Regions from separate parts of the Homo sapiens genome. Here region 1 is linked to region 2. Evidence: read pairs that join two places in POLR2A ChIA-PET (ENCODE). Cell type or tissue: Panc1. All regions are shown on one strand.

Evidence for each region. ChIA-PET counts read pairs that join two places held together with the same protein. Peaks named below come from ENCODE experiments on the same cell type or tissue, not always from the same donor. Only the 100,000 strongest peaks of a DNase experiment are listed, where the experiment ranks them.
Region 1: POLR2A ChIA-PET joins it to region 2 with 13 read pairs; 3 of 35 experiments call an interaction of 5 or more read pairs at or near these places.

The regions. Positions count from the first base shown.
Region 1 is chr5:125,213,083-125,221,082 of GRCh38, forward strand. All of the region lies in intron 4 of LOC101927421 (a long non-coding RNA gene), which reads left to right. Among named protein-coding and RNA genes, the nearest start is that of LINC02240, 280 kb to the right of the region's middle. In Panc1, no CTCF peak of the experiment used is centred here; no DNase peak of the experiment used is centred here.
Region 2 is chr5:125,131,072-125,139,071 of GRCh38, forward strand. The region is part of intron 2 of LOC101927421 (a long non-coding RNA gene); the gene reads left to right. Among named protein-coding and RNA genes, the nearest start is that of LINC02240, 360 kb to the right of the region's middle. In Panc1, no CTCF peak of the experiment used is centred here; a DNase peak (open chromatin) is centred at 3,730; H3K27ac peaks cover 2,679 bases.

The DNA of each region.
Region 1 (8,000 bases), 82 kb after region 2:
CAATTATGCTATATGTCAAATAACATCAAATGATTTTCCAAAGAAATTCTACCTATTTGCAAGCCAAATTGTATGCTATGATTCCTAGTCTATATCCTTGCCAATATTTGATAATATCTGACTTGTAAATTTTTGCTAATCTGGTATGTGTAAAATGATTTCTTGGTATAAATTTGTGTTTTTCTTATTACAAGTAAAATTGAGCATCTTTAATGTGTATTTTTCTCTCCTATTAAGTGCCTATTTATTATTTCTTCTCCTGCTAAGTGGGTTTCTTTTTTAATTGGTTTGTTTTCTTTTTTACTGAAGAGTAGGAGTTATTTCTGTATTCTCAATTTTAATTTTTTGTGTTATTTGTGCTGTTAACTTTCTTCTCTAAATTTATGGTTTGCCTTTTCATTTTCTTTATATTTTGATAAACTAGAATTTTTAATCTTAATAAAATTAAATTCATCAATCTTGTTCTTTATGTGTTGGGCTTATTGTATCTTGTTTAAATAACTTATCTGGAGATCATAAAAATATTCTATATTGTCTTCTAACATTTTTATAGTTTTACTTTCTGCACATAAGTCTTTAATATCCTTTGAAATTGATTATCGTACATGGTAGACATGGGCCCAAGTTTTCAGTTTTCTATAATGATGAAATTAATTATTTCAGCACTTTGTATTGAAAGTCAATAATTTTGTTCCTCACTGATCTTCTGCTCCAGCTCTGACATAAATTAAGTTTCTGTATAAATGTACATGTTGTTTAAATTGGCCTCCTCCGGTATTACCAAGAGACAAAGTTGAGTTTATTGCATAGTGTGTTAAAAGAGAACATAACTTCACAAAATACTGGCAACATCCTAGAGTGGGGAAAGTAAGGTCAAAATTTATTGAGAAATGGAAGTGTGATTTAAGACTTGCCTTTTACTGTGAGGACTTGTTTAGTAGTAGGTAAGAATCATGACACTTGAGGACTGGTGGGAAAAGTAAAGAGGGGATTTTGAGGTCAGGAATTCAACGCATCTCAGGGTGTAAACTGCTGATGTTTTCCATGGAAGAGTTGTTGAGTCTTTTGTAACATTCTTGTGATAAACAATAAAACCATTTGCTTTGACAGGACAGTCATGGAATAGTAAAGAAATGCTACGAAAATAGTGAAATAGCACAGTCATATTCATATGGGCAATAAGGTGTGGTTTCAGTTCTCAGTGTCCACACTTCATGCTTGAAGCATGAAAGTAAAAGGTTTTGGTTCTCAACATATTTCTGGATTGTCTGTTCTGTTCAATTGGTCATTTTTTTTTTAAATTCCTGCTCTGATATAATCCTTTCCTAATTAATAGCATTCTAGTAATGCAGAATATCTTGTAAGATAAGGGCCTCCCATCTCGTTTCCTTTGATGAGTTTCTTGGCTATTCTTGGCTCTTTCCATATCAATTTTAAATCAGCTTCCCAAGTTACTTACACATACACATGCACATACACAAAGCTTGTCAGAATTTGATTGCGATTTTAGTGAGTTATCAGTAAGTTGTGCCAGAATTGACTTACAATATTTAGTCTTCTAATCAATGAACATGGTATATCTCTCCATTTATATATGTTTTTCTTAATTTCCTTCACTAAAATTATAGAAATTACTACAAAGACCTTATACGTTTTTTGTTGTTTGTCTTAGCCATTTTATTAACTTTTTAGATGCTATTTTTGATGTTACTCATTAAAATTATCTATTTTAAACATTTATTTCTGGTATATACAAATGTAATTAATTTCAATGTACTGATTTTTTGACCTAGCAATTTAATTTACTTTCCAATTAATTTTAATAATTTCCTTGTATATTCTTTCCTATTTTTTAATGTGGACACTCATATTGTCTACGACTAATGACAGTTTTTATTTTCTTCCATTCTTGTTTTCATGCCTTTTATTTATTATTCTTGCTTTGCAATGCTGGATAGGATCCATATTGAATAGAAATCTATTTCTTTTTTTTTTGTTTGAAAGTAAGGTGAGTGCTTGCAGTGTTTTATCATTAAGTAGGATGTTTATAGATTTTTCTATAGATGCTCTTTGATAAATTAGGAAAGTTTTCCATTATTCTTGGTTTGCTTAGAGGTTTTTTTTCAATCATAATTGCAAGTTAAATTGTATCAAATATTTTTCTTTTTTCTATCAGGATAATTATATAACATATAATTAATGTAATTAATTATTTTTCTAATATTAAATTAATATGTACTTCTGGATAAATCCAGTGCAGCTATGTTGTGTTGTATTTTCATTTATTGCTGAATTTTGATTGCCAGTATTTTGTGGTTGTCTTTTTTCTTTTTTTTTTTTTGAGACAGAGTCTTTCTCTGTCACCTAGGCTGGAGTGTAGTGGCGCAATCTCGGCTCACTGCAACTTCCACCTCCTGGATTGAAGCGATTCTCATGCCTCGGCTTCCTGAGTAATTGAGACTACAGGGGCATGCCACCATGCCTGGCTAATTTTTGTATTTTTAGTAGAGAGGGGCTTTCGCCATGTTGTCCAGGCTGGTCTCAAACTCCTGAGAGCAAGCAATTTGCCCACCACAGCCTCCCAAAGTGCTGGAGTTACAGGCATGAGCCACCTCACCTGGCCTTTGTATTTAGATATTTACTCTTATCTAGTATCCCTCATGCTCCCTGGCTCACTGTAGCATATGCTGCTTGTTCCAACAAGCCAGGCTTATAGGGCATACTATTGAAATTTATGTGTCAGCACAATTGCCAGTTACTTCAAGTCACAGAATTTAGGGCTTGTTTCAAAAGTTAACACAACAAATATTACATCTACATATGCTGAGTGTTTAAGATATAACCCTGCATTTTTCACTAAGATTTTATGAAAATTGCATAAATCAATAAGTGGAAATAATAAATGCAAATGGTATTATGATCATTATAAAGAAAAACTTTACATCTCTCTATGGATTGCTTGGAATTCTATTTGACTGCTAATTGGGTATTGTTAACTATATATATTCAGTATGTAAGTGGCTATTACACAGAAGCAAATACTACAAATTATCTTATTCCTCCTTCTAGAAAATGGACACTGAAAATTATATGTCTCATATTCTTTAATTTAGAAACAGAAAACCATAAGCTCATAAGCTCTGATAAAACTCTAGCTCTCAAAAATCATGCTGTAGCCAGAGACCATGGGTCTTTAGTTAGTGGGTAGCAAATAATCTGGACAGGATAAGAAACTGTTGATTCAGAGGTGATAATGAGACTAGGATCTGAACCATGGAGCCACTTAGAACAAGACAGACAAAGATGAAGCAGGGATTGTTTCTTTTAGGTATATTACAAATATCTAGGAGAAATAATATTAGAGGAGAAGGTTCCTTTGTAAAGATTTACAGCTTTTGTCATAAAATCCCAGGGCTAGGTATACTAAATTTACTTGTCTATAAGGTGCCTGAATTTTCACATTACTTGGATAGTATCAAAACTCTTTGTATCTCTTTTTTATTTTGGGCATGCTCTAATAACTATCTCTAACAGAACTATTTCTTTAACAAAAAATTACATGAAATGGAAATTAAACATCCAATTTGTCAAGGAAGAATTCATAAGGGAAATTAGAAATATCTTGAGAACAAATGAAAATGAAAACACAACACACCAATATTTATGGGATGCAACAAAAATAGTACTAAAAGTGAGGTTTATATTTTCATTTGATAAATGAGTACGTTTCATGTAATAAATGAGTACGTTGAAAAAAGAAAAGATCTCAGATCAGCCACCTAACTTTATGCCTCAAAGGATAGAAAAATATCAACAAACTAAACCCAAAATTAACAGAAGAAAGGAAATAAAAAAGATTAAAGCAGAAAAAACGAAGTAGAGAATGAAAAAACATTAGATAAAATTAAAAAAAAAAAAAACCTAAGACTTTTTTTTTTTAAGTTGACCAAATTGAGAAATCCTTGGCTAGATTAAGAAAAATAGAGAAAAGATTCATATAACAAAAATTAGAAAGGAAAGAGGAGACATTATAACTGAAGCCATAAAAATAAAATGGATCACAAGAAACTAATATAAACAGATATATTCTAACAAATTGGATAAGCTAAAAAAAGATAATAGGACCATACAATTTACCAAGTCTGAGTCATGAAGAAATAAAAATCTAAACAGATCTATAACTAATAAGATCAGATCAGTAATCAGAAACCTCCCAACAAAGAAAGACTCAGCACCAGAGGGCTTTGCTACAGAATTCCACCAAACATTTAAAAAAGGAATTAACACCAGTCCTTCCCAAACTATTCCAAGAAATGGAACACTTCTTAATTCATTTTATGAGGCCAGTATTCCTCTGATACCAAAATCAGACAAAGATACTGCAAGAAAGGAAAACTACAGACCAATATCGCTGTGATAGATATTAATGCAAAAATCCTCAACAAAATACTAGCAAACAGAATTCGACAACACATTAAAAGGATTATACACCATGGCCTAATGGAATTTATTACTGGAATACAAGGGTGGTTTCACACATGAAAATAAATCAGTGTAATGCACCATGTTAACAGAATGAAAGACACAATTATGTGATTATCTCAATTGATGCAGGAAAAGCATTTGACAAAATTAACATCCACTCATGATGAAAACAGTTAACAAACTAGGAATGAAAGGAAATTACCTAAAGATAATAAAGGCCATATATGAAAAGCCCACAGCTAACATCATACACCAATGGTAACAAAACTTAGAGGTGCACTTACCTCTAAGTTCAGGAACAAGGCAAAAATGCCTACTCTCACCACTTCTGTTCAATGTAGTATTGGAAGCCTTCACCAGAGCAATTGGGCAGGAAAAAGAAATGGAAGAAATCCAAACTAGAAAAGAAGAAGTAAAATGATCTCTGTTCATAGAAGACATGATTTTACATGTAGAGAACCCTAAAGATTTCCCTAAGAAACCTGTTAGAATAAACCAGTTCAGTAAAGTTGCAGGATACAAAATCAGTACGCAAAAATCAGTTGCGTTTCTACATACCCACAATGAAAAAAATGAAAAGCAAACTAAGTAAATAACCCCATTTACAAACATCAAAAAGAATGAAATACTTAGGAATATACTTAGCCAAGGGGGAAGAAAGCAGGTACTCTGAAAAGTATAAAACGTTGCAGAATAAATTAAATAATGCACAAATAAATGAAAATTATATCTTGTTTCCATGAATTGGAAGAGTTAATATTGCTTAAATGTCCATACTACCCAAAGTGATTTACAGACTTAATGCAATCCCTATCAAAATCCCAACCACTTTTTTTTTTGGTAGGAATAGCGAAAACTATCCTAAAATTTTAACGGAATTGCAAAGGACCACAAATAAATGAAACAATATTGTGAAAGAAAAACGAAGGGGGAAGCCTCAAACTTTCTGATTTCAAAACATATTATAAGTCCACAGTAATTAAAACAGTATGGTACTGGTATAAAGACAGAGGTATAGACCAAAGGAACATAATAGATAGCCTAGAAATAAACCCTCACATTTATCATCAAATTATCTTCAAAAGGGTACACAGTGGGGAAAGTATAATCTCTTCAACAAATGGTGTTGGGAAAACTGGATATCTACCTACAAAAAATAAAGTCAGGCTCTTAACTATATACTATATACAAACATTACCTAAAATGAATTAGAGACCTAAACATGAGACCTGAAACTACAAAACTCCTGGAAAAAAATACAGAGGAAATGCTTCTAATGTTGGATTTGGCAATTTTTTTTTGCATATCACACCAAAAGCACAGGCAACAAAAGTAAAAATAGACAAATGGGACTACATCAAACTCAAAAACTTCTGTGCAGCAAAGGAAACAGTAAACAGAGTGAAAAAAAGCAACTGAATGAGAGAAAATATTTGCAAACTGCACATCTGATATATTAAATTAATATTCAGACTATGTAAAGAACTCCTACAACTCAACAACAACAGGAAACAATCCAATTAAAAATGGGCAAAGGACTTCAATAGACATTTCTCCAAAGAAGGTCTACAAATGGACAACAGCATGTGAAAAGATACTCATCACTTTTCATCAGGGAAACACAAATTAAAACCACAATGAGATATCACCTCATATTCGTTAGGATGGCCACTATAAAAAAAAGAGAAGGCTGGGCATGGTGGCTCACGCCTGTAATCTCAGCACTTTGGGAGGCCAAGGCGGGTGGATCACGAGGTCAGGAGTTCAAGACCAGCCTGGCCAAGATGGTGAAACCCTGTCTCTACTAAAAATACAAAAAAATTAGCTGGGCATGGTGGCGGGTACCTGTAACCCCAGCCACTAAACCTGAAAATTGTTGGTGAGGATATGGAGAAATTGAAAACCTTATGCACTGTTAGTGGGCGTGTAAAATGGTGCGGCTACTATGGAAAATATTATTGAAGTTCCTCAAAATATTAAAACTAGGATTAACATATAATCTAGAAATCCTTCTGGGTATTTATCCAAAATAATTGAAAACAGTATCTTAAAGAGATATTTGCACATTGATGCAGCATTATTCATAATAGCCAAGTGGTGTAAGCAAACTAGATGTATACTGAAAGATTAATGGATAAAGAAAATGTGGTAGACACATACAATGGAATATTACTCAACCTTAATAAAGGACATCCTATCATATGGTATAACATGAATGAACCTTAAGGATATTATGCTACACAAAAGAAGCCAGTCACAAAATGACAAATACTATATGATTCTACTTACATGAGGTATCTATAGTAGTCAAACTCTTAGAAACAGAAAGTTGAATGGTGGTTGCCAGTGGTTGAGGGAGGGAGAAGAGGGGAGTTGTTCAATGGGTATACAGTTTCAGTTTTGCAAGATGGAAAAAAAGTACATGAATGTGCATTTAATTTGGCAATTATAAACCTTTGATTGTGGGAACTGCCCAGAGTGTCTAGTACAGTGGCTTGCATAAATAGGTTTAAGTAATGTTTATTAGACCAAATTATATTTATTGGCCAAGGTAGAAGAAGTTATTTATGAATTTATAGACTAGGGCAGTGTTTCTCAGAATTTTAAAATGCATTGCCTTCTTTCATCAAGCACAAAAGCTCTTATCTTTTTTCGTGTTATTTGTAATTTCAAAATAAATTATACAGCATGATTAAAAATTTATACAATAGCAATTTTTGAATATATCTTGTCACACTGATCATAGGCCCATCCCTCACTGATTTCTGCAGCACACCCCTAGTTAGTATGTTTCCAAGCTTGAAATTGCTGCTGGAATCTAAAACAGAGATGGCAAATAAAGGCACATATGCTTGTCACTGTCCCCTTTTTTTATACATGGCAGAAATGAATCATATTACTTTCTTTTCCAATGCACCCAGGCATAGCATCTGAACTCCTCTTAACACAACCCACATGGCAGCCACACCAATGGATTGGTGTTAGTTGCAAGATGAGGTCAACTTTCCATCCTTGGCTTAGGGTGTAATTTTCAGGTGCTTGAATTTATGTATAAGGGTCTGTGGATCAAAATAATGTACACGCTGATGTTGCACATAGAACAACTGGAAAGAACTCTGAATGCAGGAGCTGCTCATCTAGCTGTGCCCATTCTGAGTACTCAAAAGTCTACCTAGTTTGAGCATCTACGTACAATAACATGAATATCTGTCCCTTCAAAACATCTTTAAAAGATGGTGAAATTATATTTAGAGAATAGCTGAATATATACTTTACAATGTAAACTCTATCATTTACCATAAATATAATATATATGTAAACTCTATCATTTACCATATATAATATATGTATATATGGTACTATGGTATATATATGGTACTATGGTATATATATGGTAATATATATAATAATATATGTAATATACCATATATAATATATGGAATATTATTCAACATTAATAAAGGACATCCTGTCATATGTTATAACATGCTGTTATAACATGAATGAATAATACA
Region 2 (8,000 bases):
TAATTAGGTAAACCGTCAGTTAAAAACAGTAGGTACAACAATGGAATTCTATACCGTAATAGAAAGAAATCAACTGCAACCTCACACAGCAACTAGATAAACTCACAAACAAAATATCGAGCAAAGAAAAAAGTGAGGTATGTAAGAATACACAGTGCACGATTCCAACTGTACAAAAGTCTGAAACACACAAAGGAAATTTATGATGTTACATATTTGGTTGAGGACTACTCTTGGGGGAGGGTAGTAACGGAGAGTAGGCCTGCCAGGGCTTCATGGATACTGGCAGTGTTCTGTTTCTTGAAATATACATGGGTATGTTTACTTCGAATTGTACACTTTTTTGTATGTATGTCAATACTTCAATAAAAAGTTTACAAAAAAGGCATTGATAAACGTCTAAAACCAGCATCTATGTAAGATTGTTTCCATTAAAGATGTATATGTATCGGTGTTAGTATAAAAACAACATGTTAATAAATGTTACCTCCAGACGGTGGGATTATGAGTTTTTACTTTCTGCTTTTTGTATTAAGAAAAAAGTATACTTTTTTTGTATTAGGAAAAAGTGCATTAATTAAAATGAAAGTGAACTACTTATTAGTTAACTATGAAGTTAAAAGTTGGAACTATTAGATATAATAAGTAGACCTTATTATAAGTAACTGGCTCACATAATTATGGAGGCTGAGAAGTCCCAAACTCTGCTGTCTGCAAGATGGGGACCCAGGAAAACCTGGGAACCAGGAGTGCTGATGGTGTAAACCCTCTCCAGATCCAAAGGCCTGAGAACCAGGAGTGCTGATGGTGTAAGCTCTGTCCAAATCCAAAGACCTGGGAACGAGGAGTGCTGATGGTGTAAACCGTGTCCAAATCCTAAGGCGTGGGAACCAGGAGTGCTGATGGTGTAAGCTCTGTCCAAATCCAAAGACCTGGGAACCAGGAGTGCTGATGGTGTAAACCCTCTCCAGATCCAAAGGCCTGAGAACCAGGAGTGCTGATGGTGTAAGCTCTGTCCAAATCCAAAGACCTGGGAACAAGGAGTGCTGATGGTGTAAACCGTGTCCAAATCCTAAGGCGTGGGAACCAGGAGTGCTGATGGTATAAACCCCGTCCAAATCCTAAGGCCTGGGAATCAGGAGTGCTGATGGTATAAACCCTGTCCAAATCCGAAGGCCTGGGAACCAGGAGTGCTGATGGTATAAACCCTGTTCAAATCCAAAGGCCTGGGAACCAGGAGTGCTGATGGTGTAAGCCCTGTCCAAATCCAAAGGCCTGGGAACCAAGAGTGCTGATGGCATAAACACTGTCCAGATCCGAAGACCTGGGAACCAGGAGTGCTGATGGTGTAAATCCAGTCCAAGGGCAGGAAAAGACTGATGTTCCAGCTCAAACAGTCAGGTAGTGAAAACAAATTGTGTCTTTCTCTGCCTTTTTGTTCGATTCATACCCACCCGCATTAGGGAGGGCAGTCTGCTGTACTCACAGACTCAAATGCTCATCTAGAAACACAGTCACAGACATACCCAGAAATAATGTTTCACCAAATATCTGCGTGCCCCATGGCTGTTCAAGTCGACCCAGAAAATTAACCATCACATCAATCTTGTTGAGTTTGTTGAATTTATTTGATTCATTCTGATAAATTCCAGTGAATATCTAGAAAAGTTTTTAAAGAAGTTAAGCTTAAATATCACAGTTAATTTCATGGCATTCTTTATTTTAACTAGAGGTGATTAATATTCGTCATTGTCCTGTGATGATACTTCACAAAATCATTTCAGCCTAAAACGAATCCTTGGCACATTGGTTGAGAACCCACAGTTACCAAGGTTAAGTATTTATAATACCCCTCATGTAATCCTGAGAAAAGAAAACAACCTGGTTTTGTTTTTAAAATGTCCTGCCCTAAAATGCACAGTATAAAAATCCCGAGTGATTGAAAAAGTACAAACTCTTGGAGGCAGCATTTTGGCTGTGACCACGGAGCTTTTCAAACCCTCCCACCTCATTCATTGCCAAGGTGACATTTTAGACTAAATGAGTTTGCCAATCTGGGGGGAGAGAAGTAATTAGGGATATAAAGTAGAACCTACAATCTCAGCCTAATTCTAAACAACCAGCTGTGTAGGTCTAGGCATACAAGGCATATCTAGAGTTAGCCAGTATGCCGGTTAAAAATGCACTTGTAATGTCAATGTTATCTTTGGAGTGTTTTCCATTTCAGGTCTTCATAAAATAAAAAAATGTTGCAAAATGCTACAATTTAAAAAAGCAGGCCGAGCGCAGTGGCTCACGCCTGTAATCCCAGCATTTTGGGAGGCCGAGGCAGATCACGAGGTCAGGAGATTGAGACAATCCTGGCCAACATGGTGAAACCCCATCTCTACTAAAATACAAAAAATTAGCTGGGCGTGGTGGTGCACACCTGTAGTTCCAGTTACTTGGGAGGCTGAGGCAGGGGAATCACTTGAACCTGGGAGGCAGAGGTTGCAGTTAGCCAAGATTGCGCCACTGCATTCCAGCCTGGTGACAGAGCGAGATTCCGTCTCAAAAAAAAAAAAAAAAGCAATTAACATATCTTGCTTAGAAAACATTTGGCAAGCTGGGCACTGTGGCTCACACCTGTAATCCCAGCACTTTGGGAGGCTGAGGCAGGTGGATCACCTGAGGTCAGGAGTCTGGCCAACATGGTGAAACCCCATCTCTACTAAAAATAGAATATTAGCCTTCCGTGGTGGCCCATGCCTGTAATCCCAGCTACTCGGGAGGCTGAGGCAGTAGAATCTCTTGAGCCTGGGAGGCGGAGGTTGCAGAGAGCTGAGATCGTGCCATTGTACTCCAGCCTGGGCGACAAGAGTGAAACTCTGTCTCCAAAAAAAAAAAAAAAAAAAAAAAAAATTGGCAAAAAGAAACATCTAGATCTACAACTATAAAGAAAATCTGTGATTCTATATTTAAAACATAAAAGAGTATTCTAGTACAGTTCCTCAAAAGCAATTAATTTCAGATAAGCTAATTTAGTTGTTCACATTTTTTTAAACATTATATACTATACTCATTCTTGAGTATATGGTGATTAATATACAAGTTTTGCTCTGACACTTATCATTTTTGTTAAAAGTCAGACTCTTCTAAAAATGTTCTAAAAGTGACAGAACTTCTCAGAGAATATTTGTCCAAAAACTTTTTAAAATGCATGCCAACTGTATATTTTTCAAATTATTTTTACCATGACAATGAGCAATGAGAAAAGAACAAAAACCATAATACACACACATTGGTTACTATCTGTGAGTCAGTTACTGGGTTAAGTGGGGCTTAAAGGCATTTTGTAGTTTACTCAGAGTCACTTGTGTATGTGGAGCTCACATGTCCAGGGTGTTGCTAATCACACTGAATAGATATCAGTTTGGTTTTCAGATAAGCAGATAATGTGCAATTAAATAAAACCTAAATGGTTGGTTATGTATACACCTAAACTCTCAATTTGCTGTTGTTCTATGTAATATTAAGTATTAAAAAGAGTGTTTACTTCTCATAATTTCAGCGTGAAAATGGAAAGGATGAAAAAGTAAGAAGAGTACAACTTTAGCCAAAATAATTATATAGCTCACAGAGGAGACATCTGCAAAGTATAAAGAAAATAGACTGCAGGGTCCTGATTGCATGAAATGGGACTCAAACTCTGTCCTTTCTTAGTTTATGATGTCATGCGATCCCTTGACTAATTTCTCTGGAATTCACAGTTACCCATCATTTGTAGAGTAGTCACATAATTTCCTTCAAGCTATCCAGAGGAGCTACAGAAAATAAAACAATGACTTTATGTCATTGCTTTGCTAATGCCCTGGGAACTATTCAGCCCACCCACATTCTATCAAGATGCCATTATAGGAAGAATGAGCTCTTTGTAACACAAGGCAATATAATTTCAAGAATTTGGTGTTGTGTATGCCTGTAATTATTATAAAAATATCTATTCAAGTAACCCACGGCTGTCTCATGATTCATTACTTTCATCTAATTCTGCATCAGATCATTTAAATATAAAATTATCAAAAGAAGTTCTTCCGTTAATTGAAGGGTCTAGTTTGCTTAAGAATTCTACCCTCCACACCTCTCAGCTTGACACCCTAGAGTAAGGCCAGAGCAATCAGGTCATAGGGTGGCCAGGTTATTACTATTTACCCCTTTCTTAATAATTAACATGGATCATGTTTATGATGGCAACGAATAGGATCAATAGTGAAATATGGATACAGAAAATGGTACTGTTTTTTTCTACTTTAGTCTGATTTTCTACCCAGTCCATTATTTTTCTTTTTTATGATGGAGAGAAGTATAATACATTCTCTCTTAATTTGTTTTATTTAGGCTTCTCTGTGTTTACTGGGAGGCAGTTTAGCAAACTGATTAAATGAACAGGCTGTGGAAATGAGACAACCTGTGTTCAAATCCAATTGCTACTTGGGGCAGTGGTTCTTAAACTTGTTAGTGTATTAGAATCACCTGGAAGGCTTGCTGAACCATGGATTACAAGGCGCTGTTCTCAAAGATTGTGATTAAGTGGGTCTGAGATAGAGCCCCAAATTTGCATTTTTAATGTTTCCAGATGGTGTTAATACTGTTGATCCAGAGACCATACTTTGAGAATCACAAATGTCAGTTTATCTGAGCCTAAATTTTCTCATCTGTGGAGTGTTAACAGTTTCTAATTAATAAGGTTGTTAATTGCCAAGGGATAATTTAGAGGAAAAATTCCCAAAGTTTGTTACTTTGATGTAGATTGTAACCAACTGAATAAATTGTGCTTTTTTAGTTGTGCTTTTTAAATAAATCTTATATATGATGATCTGGGTTTATATTAAGGACACATGATTAATGAAATAGTTCTTTGCTTTATTAAGGATTTTCAGTTTGATCATGGGAATACTCCTCTGTACTGTTGAGAGCCAAATTTGATTTACACCTAGGAACATGCTCCAGCTGTGACAGGCACTACTGGTTGCTTTCCAATTATTTCTTCTTCTTTCCCTTTCATCCTTGACTCTTAATTCCTGCAGGTATCCACATTTCTAAGAGTGGCCATATACTTTAGGGGAAGCTGGACACATTTCTTTGTCTAATGTCCTGATTAAGCCTCTTATGGGTGTCCTGTTCCATGAGCACCGGATGTAGCTCTGGTCAACAAGAAACTCAGGTGAGTCTTCTGGATGTACTTCCAGGAAACAGCCTTTGTTCTCGTAAAGCAACACTTAGAGTTGCCTTCTTTTTGTGCTAGCTCTTGAGGTGCCTGTACGTACTGCTGCAGTTGTCCCATGACCATAAGGGGAGTCATCTAAGGACAGCCTGAGGATGAGAGAACAGAAAGATGGAAAGAAATCCAGGCCTTTGATGATGTGATTGAACCATAGAGTTAACTAACCCTGGAATTACTATACCTTCATGCTCCCTGTTATTCAAGATAATACATTTTCCTTATCATTTAACCATTTTCAATTGCATTTTTAGTTATTTGCTGCTTAAGGTGTCTTAACTGATATACCAATTTATGAAGCATATTAACCTTGAAATTAATTAAAGTTATCAGAGCAGTGCTATTCCAGGGGTCTCATTTTAGCTGCAGCATTAATGGAGACAATGTGACTGTGTAGATTATTTAACTTCTCTTGGCTTCAGCTCAATCATTTGTGTAAGGATATTGTTGAGCTGGATCATTTCTAGAGTTGTTCCAAGTTTTAAATGCTGGGACTATTTGATTCCATGCATCTGAAACATATTGATGCTATATACATTACACAATGGGATTACACATGTGTATAACCTAGTAACTACATAATGCAAGGACAGATATGTAACAAGATAACCACATATATACTTTTATAATAATTTAATATCACACTAATTATATGGTCTGATTTACCCAGCATGAGTATCCAGTCACTACTATGGTAGAGTTAGTTGGAAATTATAGCTCTTTAAATGGTACTGTAGCAAGAAATAATAGATTCCTCATAATATTTCTAATTTGGAGGAGGAATAAAAATAATACTTTTCAAATGTTTTCACATGGCATGTTTAAATATGTAAATATGGACATGGGTGAGCATTTTAAGTTAAAAGTTTTCCGTTAAAATGGTAAGAAATGAGAGCACCTTTTTTTTTTCTCTTGAAGTGTACACACATGGTATATCCTTTATATATCTACAAGAGGGTAGCCACATGGGTTGGAAATACATAAATTCCACCTGTGTCCAACCAAAGTACTGCTATTATGGTAGGGCATATTTCATAAATTGTGTGACTCAGGCATGCAAAAATATGATAGAAAAGTTTCTCTATAGGTGCACTAAAGTTGCCTTTTGGCCCCATACCCTCTCATGGCAAAAAAATAAAAATAAAAAAAATAAAACAACATGAAGCATGTCACTTTCTGTTTTTTGTTAGTTCCTTTTGGGAAAATATTTATCTATTCAAGATACCCTCATGGATACCTTCTGCCTCCCTTTGCTTTGGTTCCAGGATGGTTATATGACACTGGGGAAGGGACATGTGGTTCACGTCATTGGCGTCCAATCCCAATGGTTTCCACTGATATGCAAACATTTCTTTGCTCTTAGATCATGTATCCCTGTTATGTCTACAGCTGATCTGTCCATGGTTACCATTCTTCTCTAGTCACTGGACCGTGAAATTCCTTTCATGTACTGCTTGTCTTGACTATGAATGTGTTCATGTCAGGTCCACCAACTGCTCAGCTAATTCCTTGTTCTTCTTGGAAACTGAGGAAAAGAAGAGACACTCTCTTACTGCCCACTAGGTGGGTGAACAATTCAGGGTGAGTGGCTACTTTCTTAGGCCCTCTCTTTTTTTTTTCCTTTTTGATTCGAATATCTCTATATCTTTGTAGCTGTATGTATGTCTAAATATGCTGTCTCCTCTATTACTGTCATATCTTTGTGTCATTGGAAGCATTTATGAGCTATGCCTAATTAGGTTCCCACCTTGTCTCCTCTCTGAAGGCCAGCATGATGTTGAAATGGGGGCTTTTGAGTGGGTGTCACCACCATCTTAAATCTCACCCGAGAAGCAAGATACAAGTCTGTTCTCTGGTGGCCACCCCCAAACCTCTTTTGGTTCTTTATGGAACCCTTTGTTCTGGGGCTCAACTTTGGGGAGAGAGCAGCAGAGATCTAGGCTCCCAGCTTCTGATCCCCAGGCCTGCCCTCTGAGTATTCCCTTCACAGCTGGCTGAATGTTTATATCTGTTCAGGTTAGAACACTGTACTCATGTCATCTTACATTCTCTCAAGTCGTTTATGGCCTGACTCTTGTTCTGTGAGTCCCTTAGGTGCCTAATCTTGATGTGCAAAGGCACATGTTTGGACAAAATGATATCTTAATGAGCTTGATCTTTGATACTCAAGGCCACTGCCTCTGCTATGAGTTCAGAAAGCAAGAAACCAGAAAGGAAAGGAATGCCTGAAGGAAACACTGTGCAATTACTTGAGAATTTCATCTTGCCACACTTTAAAAACCAAGCAACAAGATTTTCCCTTTTTCTTGAAATTATATGTGTGTACATGCCTTTTTTTTTTTTTTTTTTTTTTTTGAGACAGAGTCTCCCCACTCTGTTGCCCAGGCTGGAGTGGAGTGGCGCAATCTCGGCTCACTGCAAGCTCTGCCTCCCGGGTTCACGCCATTCTCTTGCCTCAGCCTCCCAAGTAGCTGGGACTACAGGCGCCCGCCACCACGCCCGGCTAATTGTTTTTTTGTATTTTTAGTAGAGATGGGCTTTCACCGTGTTAGCCAGGATAGTCTCGATCACCTCATGATCCACCCGCCTCAGCCTCGCCTATTTTCTTTTAAAATATATCAGTGCAATGAACCGTCTTCTCTAGCTCTCCTTTTCTCTCTCTCCATTCTCTGTAACTTCCGGCTTCCATCATGTCTGCCTGGCCACAACTTACTTCTCTTCTCACGGCCATCCCATCATT